Regions from separate parts of the Homo sapiens genome. Here region 2 is linked to region 1. Evidence: chromatin loops called from intact Hi-C (ENCODE). Cell type or tissue: A673. All regions are shown on one strand.

The links. A loop is a pair of places that touch in the nucleus more often than their neighbours do. Peaks named below come from ENCODE experiments on the same cell type or tissue, not always from the same donor. Only the 100,000 strongest peaks of a DNase experiment are listed, where the experiment ranks them.
Region 2: a loop joins it to region 1, with 5 times the contacts of the local background. A loop is called at or near these places in 24 of 110 quality-filtered maps.

Annotation. Positions count from the first base shown.
Region 1 is chr3:87,501,310-87,506,309 of GRCh38, forward strand. No RefSeq gene overlaps it. Among named protein-coding and RNA genes, the nearest start is that of POU1F1, 230 kb to the left of the region's middle. In A673, a CTCF peak has its summit at 2,793 (motif pointing left); DNase peaks (open chromatin) are centred at 2,782 and 4,122; H3K27ac peaks cover 996 bases.
Region 2 is chr3:87,348,314-87,353,313 of GRCh38, forward strand. No RefSeq gene overlaps it. Among named protein-coding and RNA genes, the nearest start is that of POU1F1, 74 kb to the left of the region's middle. In A673, a CTCF peak has its summit at 2,469 (motif pointing right); a DNase peak (open chromatin) is centred at 2,498; H3K27ac peaks cover 422 bases.

The DNA.
Region 1 (5,000 bases):
CTGCCCTCCAGTCATTTACAGACAGTGTAGTAAACATTTATTTCCAAAACAGGTGGTATGAGCCGTGAGAAGACATGCATACGTACAGAAGTTCACATATGAAAGAAGGAAGTAATTAGCGTTTTTTCCTTCAAAGAATAGGTGGTGCCTCAGCAATGTCTTGACAGGTAAGTAGGAACTCAATAATCCAGGAACATATGATACATCAGTAAAATCAATTTTCCCAGTGAATTGTCCCTTATCGGTCGCAAAACCTAGGAGACTTTGTAAAACCAGATAGCCTGCGAACTACTGGTGTATATATTAATCATTTTACATAGATTTGAGTGATTCTGGCTCCTTTAAAATCATATCATATAGACTGATCTCTTCATTCAGCAGCTGAAGCATAATACTCTTAAATTACTTCAATGAGAAAAAAATAGCCCTGATTTTCCTGTTTAATATAAAAGAGAGAGAGAAAGAAGTTGTATCGAAGCCATGACCACTCAGGGAAGAGTGGTTTCTTGCCACTCATAGTGTTAAGTACACAATAAATGCTTATTGAAAGTATACATCTCGGCCGGGCGTGGTGAATCATGCCTGTAATCCCAGCACTTTGGGAGGCCAAGGTGGGTGGATCACGAGGTCAGGAGATCGAGACCATCCTGGCTAACACGGTGAAACCCTGTCTCTACCTGGGCATGGTGCCTGTAGTTCCAGCTACTCAGGAGGCTCAGGCAGGAGAATCGCTTGAACCTGGGAGGTGGAGGTTGCAGTGAGCCAAGATCGTGCCACAGCATTCCAGCCTGGGTGACAGAGCAAGACTCCATATCAAAAAAAAAAAAAAAAAGAAAAGAAAGTATACATCTCTCTATGCACTCTTTGTAACAAGAGATCTATGTTTAACGGGATTAAACTCTAGGATGGAGAATAGGGATAGCTTGAAGGAGGCTTAGCTGTGCGGGGACAAGATAACAAATGTAAGATTATTTCAAGTGAAAATTAAAATGAATATGGCATAGAAATCCAAAGACAATAGGAACAAATACGTATGAAACTAATAGGTTATTTTTTTCATCAAGGGAATGGAAAATTAAGATTAGTTCTGATCACAGAATTGCAAAGTAGCATACAAAGGGAAAAGCTTAGTTGATAGGGCAATAAGCAAAGTAAGTTTTCAGTGGTTTTTTAAAAGATATTTATTTAAACTATAAGAGTATCTCTCCACTCTGAAATTTCCAGTATTCTGTGGTCATCCTTTCTGTTGTTATCTAAACTAAATATTCTAGGTTCTTATTAGGCATGATGTTACATAATCCAGCCACCTCATAAATATTTTTGAGGAGCTTCCTGTGTTTTTTGTCACTTGTCACGTGTAAGACTACCATACATGGTCAATAGATTTGTGTATTGTATACCACACAATTCCAAGGGCACAACTCACTGGAATTGGTATTCACTGTCCTCCCGGAGTTGTACAATGGACACTGTGCATAACTGTACATAGCAGTCCTGCAGCTCTCATCTCAAACCTCCTCTCTCAGCTTTTGTGTGATCCCCTCTCCTGTATTGCTACGCATCATCCCTGCATCTTCAAGCATGTCTGCCTCACCTCCCATCCAAATATGGACGTGCTACCTCCCTTTAGACATCTAAACCATTGGCTGCAGTCTAAAAATTTTTGCTCTGAACTTTGTGGTATCAAAAGATTATATATATACATATATATGTATATATATCACATTCTCTGTGTGTGTGTGTGTCTCTTACACATACATACACACACATAAAGCTTAAAATTCCGTATCAATAGCACATCCACTATTCCTAAAAAATTGTTCATTGTTTTTTTGCTTTTCAAATAGAGTCCAAACTTTCAGCCTTATAAACCAAAAAGAACAAATTAGCAAGCAAAACAATTATAATGACAAACATTTTCTATATATAAATGATGTATGATAGGCATTGTTCACAGAAAGGTACCTGGGAAACTACAAAGTAATTAATTTTGAGAGTTTGAGTTTTGTGTTATGAGTTCATCATGACTCCAAAAGGTGCTACTAATATTTATTTATTCATAATTCTAACTTTAAGCTGGGGTGTCAGACTTGGAAGCAAAGAGATTGAGTTTCTGGAAGAAATCCAGAAATTCTGGCTGTTCTCAGTTTACCTTGCGAGAAACTCAGACTAGCAGAGCAAGACAAGGGCATGTGCATAGGAGCAGTTTCAATTGTCTGAGTTGGCATGTTGATAAGTTTAGAATTCTGAATAAATATTATTAGAAAACCTTTGCTAGCTCTCTTCCTTGCAGTTGGACAGGACAAAGAAAAATCAAGGGCATAGTCATAGCTAAGTAGGAATACAAAGTTGTGAATGCATGGCTCGCACTTCCAACCTGTCTGCAACTATGCTCAACTTTTGAAGATTCCTGCCTAGTAGTCTATGATTCTAGCCTCCATATTCAATATGCAGTCCAGAATATAAATCATTAATTGAAGTTGTGTTATGGACTAAAGGAGAGTAATCCATTTACCAATGTATATAATATATAAAATACTTTGTGTATCTTCATGTGGTGATTCTAAAATATTTATTGCCTCCATCAGATTTACTTAAAAAATGCAGTTTGAAGGAATAAATGTTTACAGATGAAGGATGATTAAGCAGATAGACTAGTATCGTCATGTTTTGGTGATCTCAACTCTGGAATATCAACAAACCAACTCCTTGGTAATTGTTAGTTGCAAATGGGCCATCTTTGAAATCAGTCACTCTAACTATAAAGAGGTCTGCTTCCCCCTGCTGGAAGCATCCAATAGCTGCACTTAATCCAGCAATCTTTTTAATGACGTCACCATTGATAGGAACTGCTCGCTCACATTTATTAAGTGCTTACTCAATAAATGGGTTTGGTATAAAAAATGATAATAAAATGTCCCTTTTCTCTTGTGCATGACAAAATCTTTCTTATGACTCCCGGAGATGTGACTATAATTCTGTCTAGGCTTCTCCTTGACCACGCCATGTGTGCTAATACACAAGCCTAAGAAACAATACGGTTTGATGCTCTAAGACTTGAAAAGTGCTTTGTTGGCTTCTGGGCAATCGTCCCACATCTTTCCCTTCTTGCAAAACCCGCAATCACATGCAGAATCTCCAGGTTCTCAAAGAGGAGAAATCCTTATTTTCTTTTCTTTTTTTTTTTTATGTTTTTTTAAATTATTTTTTTTTATTATTATACTTTAAGTTTTAGGGTACATGTGCACAATGTGCAGGTTACTTACATATGTATACATGTGCCATGCTGGTGTGCTGCACCCACTAACTCGTCATCTAGCATTAGGTATATCTCCCAATGCTATCCCTCCCCCTTCCCCCACCCCACGACAGGCCCCAGAGTGTGATGTTCCCCTTCCTGTGTCCGTGTGTTCTCATTGTTCAATTCCCACCTGTGAGTGAGAATATGCGGTGTTTGGTTTTTTGTTCTTGCGATAGTTTACTGAGAATGATTTCCAATTTCATCCATGTCCCTACAAAGGACATGAACTCATCATTTTTTATGGCTGCATAGTATTCCATGGTGTATATGTGCCACATTTTCTTAATCCAGTCTATCATTGTTGGACATTTGGGTTGGTTCCAAAGTGCTGGGATTACAGGCATGAGCCCTTATTTTCTTTTTCTAAATGTCCTATCACTTTTCTTATCCATCATTCCTTTTGTATTTCTTTTCTGTCACAGAAATCTTCAGTGTCTGGCGGAGGCCTTTCTTCTTGAACCAATTACATGTTTGTTTACCATAACACATTTTATAAGAATAAAAATACCTGACTCCTTCCTTATATCTATGTGTGTATATTTTATGTATATATTAATTATTCCACATAACCGGAGTCAATGAAAGACAATTTTACAAAACAATTTTTTACAAAACCCTTAAATAAATTCATCAAATTTTACATATCTATGGTATGTCTTAATACTTTATGAACAAGTTTAGAATAATGTCATGATTTGAAACTGAAGTTAATAAACATAGTGACTGTGAATAGCTACTGAAGCTTCTGATTAAGTAACATATCATAATTATGGCTGGTCGCCATTTGGATGTTTTCCAATTGTCATCAGGAAATGAGGTGTATCCTCAGGAAGATAATTAAAAGAAAATTGTTATATAATTTTCTAGGACAGTAATAAAGACTCACAGATAATGAATATTGAAGACAAATTGGTGCTTTGCAATTAAGTTTGTTTTCCAAATCAAGTTTGTGTGTTACAGAAGGAGGTTCACTTTGGAGAGTGAAATTTCTAAGATGAAACATATCTCTGGTGATTCATGGCAGATAGGAAAAACAAGACCATTCTTAGTTTTGAGATTTCCAAAGAGTAATATCACATGGGGACAGTTTTATTAAAAATACAGCAGTTTTGGATTTTTCAGTCCTCAGATGAAGATTGGTGTTCTTTATAAAGTTCTGCTCCAACTTACAGAAAAGTTGTGAAGATAATGTTTTGTTTCATTTGACTATTCCTTGGTCAGAACTTACTATGTTTTATAGTAGTATTGTCTATTGGTGACCTTGAATTTGATTTCACAATTTTCACACTGCCACATATTAAATTTCGTAGTACAGATACCAGGATTCAAAACAAGTGAGGATCTAATACTGGGAGATCAGAACCCAAAGTCAAAAAATATCTCAAATTACTTTGACAGTCTCATGCAGGAGACTTCTGTTCTCTCTGTGAGATTCTTAGCTCTGTTATCATACATAACACTATTTTAATCAAGCCAAAGCCTGATAAAAATCAGCAAAGATCATTTGCACTGTATTTTGGCCTAATTTGGCAGTTAAAATTGGTCAATGGATGGTGACACAAACAATTCTTGGAGAGTCTAAGACTCGCTATGTTCTCTGATGGCAATTCTTTTTTAAATGTATATATTTTGTTAACATTTCATTATGGTTTTAGTTAGTTTGTTTTTTAGTCTGTATACTCAAGGACTATGATTTCCA
Region 2 (5,000 bases), 150 kb before region 1:
TGAGACGCAAACAGGAGTAGTAATAAAACTAATAAAATTTTGTCTTTATTGTATTAATCAGCATTTCCAAAGAAGCTCATTTGTGAAGAAGAAAGAAAAAAATTGTGGTATCTAAAGGGAAAATATTTTAAGATCTTGTTTAAGTTTTCATAAAAGAACAAATCTGTGATCATCCATGTAGCCTCTTTCACATTTTATAAAAATTGTATACCCAAGGAACTGGAAAAGACACATTCATCTAACATGGTTATTTCACTATCATTCTGGCCTCTCTGCCTTCAATTTCCTTGCTTCTTTCTTTCTTCTTCTTAACCCATGGTTTTGGATAATTATAGTTCATTTCTTCAACCCCAATAAGATTCTTTAGAGTATTTTGCTGCTTTATTCACTATGCACTTAGCTAACTTATGTTTAGTTGTTCTAATTAAAATGATTATTAAAATTATCTCAGTAATAGAAGACTTTTAACACTGTGTCTCTTTATTGATGGAAGGAAATTAAAAAGAAAAATTTATAAGGCCTTAAGATGTTGACTAAATTTGTAGTTTTGACAGTTTCACAAATTAAATTATTTTTAAGCAAAATGAACGAGCAATGTAGTGACAAATGTAAAACAAACATTGTTTTGGCATTTCACTGTGCCTACGATGAAGCACATGGCCTCAGTGGGGGGAAAAGGAATCAGAACGGATATCAGGAACTAAGGAAGGGACATCTGATAAAGTGACTGCAGCTCCTGGGCTGTGCTGAAGAACCCCGTGTTCTTGCTCTATCTCATACAGCCTTATTAAGGCTTCTTGCATGTGCGGGTCAGCAATAGGGAAGGGTGTACATATGTCAGCACAAAGTAATAAAGAATTTATTTACTGTGAATATAGATCCAAATAAATAAAATGCATACATGCTATGTACTATGCCACATACAAGGAATACAAAGTTAAACAGCAGGTGGACTTTTTCATAAAGCTTTCATAGTCTCTTGGAGAAAGACTGTGAACAGATAAACATAACAGAACATGGAAAGGGAGGAAGACCTGTACGAAAAAAATGTAGTTGGAATTAAGAGGCATTTCTGGCCTCCTTGCCGGCTGCCTTTAATTCTCACTATTCTACTGAACTTAGTTTTCTTTGCCTGTCCAAGGTACACAGCATTCTTGGCATCACACTCTTAAACAAATTTTTTTTTCTCTGTAGATTGTTTACCAATCCTTGCTTGCCTTTTATTTATTTATTTATAAATTTTTATAAATAGTAAGTATGAGTATTGTTTGATCAAATTAAAGTTGCATTTTTGTGTATATGTGTCCACATACAGGTATCTGCGGCCACTACCTAGAGGATGAAGAATAGCAAATGCATTTTCTGTATCTTAATATGGGCCTATTGAATTGCAATGGCTCTGAATCCTTCCGGTTTGATCTATACAGAGGCCAAAAGAAAAAAAAAAAGTTCCGTGAGTGGTAGTCTGAGAGATTTTCACCAAATAGAAAAATAAATATTCTTATTACATTAAAATTGGAATAAAGCTATAATTTGGGAAACATGGACCAGAATGTCCAAATATCATAAAAACATTGCAAAACAATTGAGGGTAAAATAGGTCTCAATAAGAATAGAAGCAAATAAAATGAAAAAAAGAGTCATTATTAGAAAAATTATGAAATAATAATTTAAAACACTTATCAGTAGAGTCAATTGGATTGACGGTAAATTGTTATGATGCAATAATCCAGTTAACTCTCTAATTGAGACACATTTTACCCTCATGCGTAGATTACTGCCCATACCTTAAGGTTTATATTGTAAGTTGCAAATGATTAATTATTTAAAATAATACTTTATATTATTTTTATAATTTATAAAAAAAATAGGTTTTTTTAATTTCCAAAAGAATCTGAAGTTATTTTATAGATATAGGACATAATATATAATTTTAAATTTTATTTTCCATTAAAGACTGATAATAAAGAGCAGTGACATTAAATCAAATAGAATATTAAAAACTAGAAATAAACAAACATGCTTAACATTTGGCATTCAAGAAGTTACTATATATGAGTCAGGAATCTTTCCTCTTGTCCTGTTTAGTTTTATCTTATGTCAATACCTCTATCAGTTTGGATTTCTGTTTTTGCCTTCTTCTCTGCATTTTCTTTGTAGAAGCAGTCTTACCCCTTTCCATCTACTTTCAAGTCTTCACTCAGCTGCTTCCTCTTTCAGAAAACGTTTCCCCAGTTGATCCAAGTAAGAGCCTCTCCCGTATTACCATCTTCCATTACACTAATTATGTTGTACTGACAGTATGTGTACACAATGTCTTTATTCGTAGACTAAAAATTCCTCTCTGTAGGGGAAAATTTCTTATCTATTTTTATATCCCCAGAGAGAAAATACTTGATTAATTATTTTGTTAAATATAAGTGTTACTAGCATTATAGTCATTGACAAATATGTACGGGTGCACAGATTCACTTCTTTGCCACTAGATGGCACTGTTAATCACCGTGGTGCTCTTGGATAGTGCCTCAAGCCTTCGTGCAGTTTTGATACCCTAAAGCTCTGAAAACTGTTACCTTAACTCACTTTGGAAGGGCAAAATCTGACCTAACTTGAACTTATTTTGTGGAATAATCTGACTTAACCTGACGATAGAATATTTATAGTCTTTTTTTTCTCTGTAATGTAAATATTAATATGACTGATTATAGGGTGCTATTCAAACCCCCGAGGATTATGTAACATTTAAATTAAGCTCCACATTACATTTCTCAAATACAAAAAGTTATGATTTCTGAAAACCAACTAGCTCAGGAGTTTTTGGTAGATGATTCTTGTCCTCCACCAACAATCCCGTTATTTTTCAGAAAATATTTTAATAATGATATAGAAAAGAATTCATTAAATTATAACCTATGCATCTGTGATAGCTCTAACCTCACCTATCTTAGCACCCAATTATGTTCCTATAAACCTTATTCTTTTTGCTTTCACAATATATGTCAATGTGAAAATTAAACTTTGAGAACATATGTACCTTTTTCTAAAATTTAACTGGTTACAAAATGTGGTCTATATAAAGATACTTCTTAACTTTTCCTGATTAATCTTGATTTTGTACCTATACTCTAGTATAACCGATAGTTCTATTTGAAGTTCGCTGTTGTTCAACTCTCTTATGACATATTTAAATTACATGCAAATGAGCTGGTCCCACATACATTTATATTTTTCTATATTATACAATTTTATAACTGTAGAAATATCTTCAGTAGTGCTTATTAGTATTCTAGTTTAAAATATTTCAACCAAACATGATATGAAAATAGATTTTCTAAAAGCTAACCCCACTCCTTTCCTCTTCTCCTCCAAGTTATAGGAATTTATTTTGAAATATTATCTGCCAAAATCTGTGAATACTGAAGTTAACCTTTCAAAATTTTTTCTTAGTAAGGTGACCACCAGATACCAGTTTCCTTGTTTCTTAATATGTGGCATTGCTTTTTCGTGTATCTTTAGTTGTTCTCAAATCTACGGCCTTATTTCTTGGCTTACTCTGAAAACTCCAATAAGGAACCAAGGGATGCACACATAATGTAATAGGAAGACCATCTGAGTATGAATTAGAATATCTGGGTCTTAGTCCCAGGGCACTTGCACAGTAGTTTGGCAAAATGATGCCTCCTGCAACCCTTCTGGTTCTTATAAAATGAGACTATAAAGTATGAATATTTCTGTCTGGCTTATCCATCTCACATTCTCATAATGATTAACAGAGTCATTCAGGTTGCTTCCTGCTTACCTGTAATAGTTACCTAGCTTGCTGAAAGAATTAGTGGTGGTTTTTCCTACTGTGAGGCCTGCATTTGTCAACTGGCTAGACTCAGACATTTTAATAACAATCCGAAACATCTCTTTGCACTTTGTAGTCTGAGGTAATCCAACCTGGAATATTTTGATTATCATTCCAGCTCCCTAACAAGTTATGCATTCTGGCATCCTTCCTACAAACCTTAGCATGATTTTGCTCTCTAGCCATGGAAAACATCAAAATGGATTTTGCAGGTAGAATCCACAGGTCAACCAAAAGTGTGGATATCACTATGGTTAAGAACACACTCCCTGGAGCCTAGGTCAGTTTTAAATTCTGTCTCTATGATTTACTGGCCTTGGGAAAATTACTTAACCTCTCTGTGCAGTTTCCTGATGTACAAAATAGGCATAATAAAAATATATTCCTCATAAATGATTTAATATATCTAAAGCACTTACAACTGTGCTTGGATCATAATAAATGTTATGCATGTGTTACGTGTAGTTTTATTATAATTTGAGATATAGTGTAATGACTATAAAAATATGAACTCTGAAACAAAATGGTCTGTTCTGAAATCCTGGCTACGTCACTTACTAGCTAAACATCCTTCCATGAGTCACTTAAGCTTTTTCCCATCTGTAGAAAAGGAGGTGTATAATAGTATATATACCTCATATGTGGATTGTGAAGATTAAATAATGTCTGTAGTAAACATAGTGTCGTGCATAGCACATAATATACATTCAATAAATGTTATTTTTATTACTAATGGATTAAAATTAGAAGGGTCTTAAATATGTCTCCTAGAATTCTGACAAGGGCTACAAGTGTTACATTGCTCTTATTTTATGACATAAGTTAGACAGGTAAGACTGGGAAAAAATGATATTTAAACTGTTACAAGTTAAATATAAACTGTCCATGAGATCCCCAAATAGAGATTTCAATTAAGAATTTGACATGAATCTTAGAAAGGTAATGTTAATGAAGTTAAAATTTTAGAAACCATCACTATGGAGATGATATTTAAATCCATGAAAAAAGAATCACCCAATAAAACATTAAACAGACCCGTAGAAAATTAAATCACCCAATGAGAGATTAAAGTCAGAGATTAAGGAAACCTTTTCTAAGCCCGTAGGAAATCCTGAATTTGGAAGTTAAATTGAGGAGTTAGAGAGCAAAT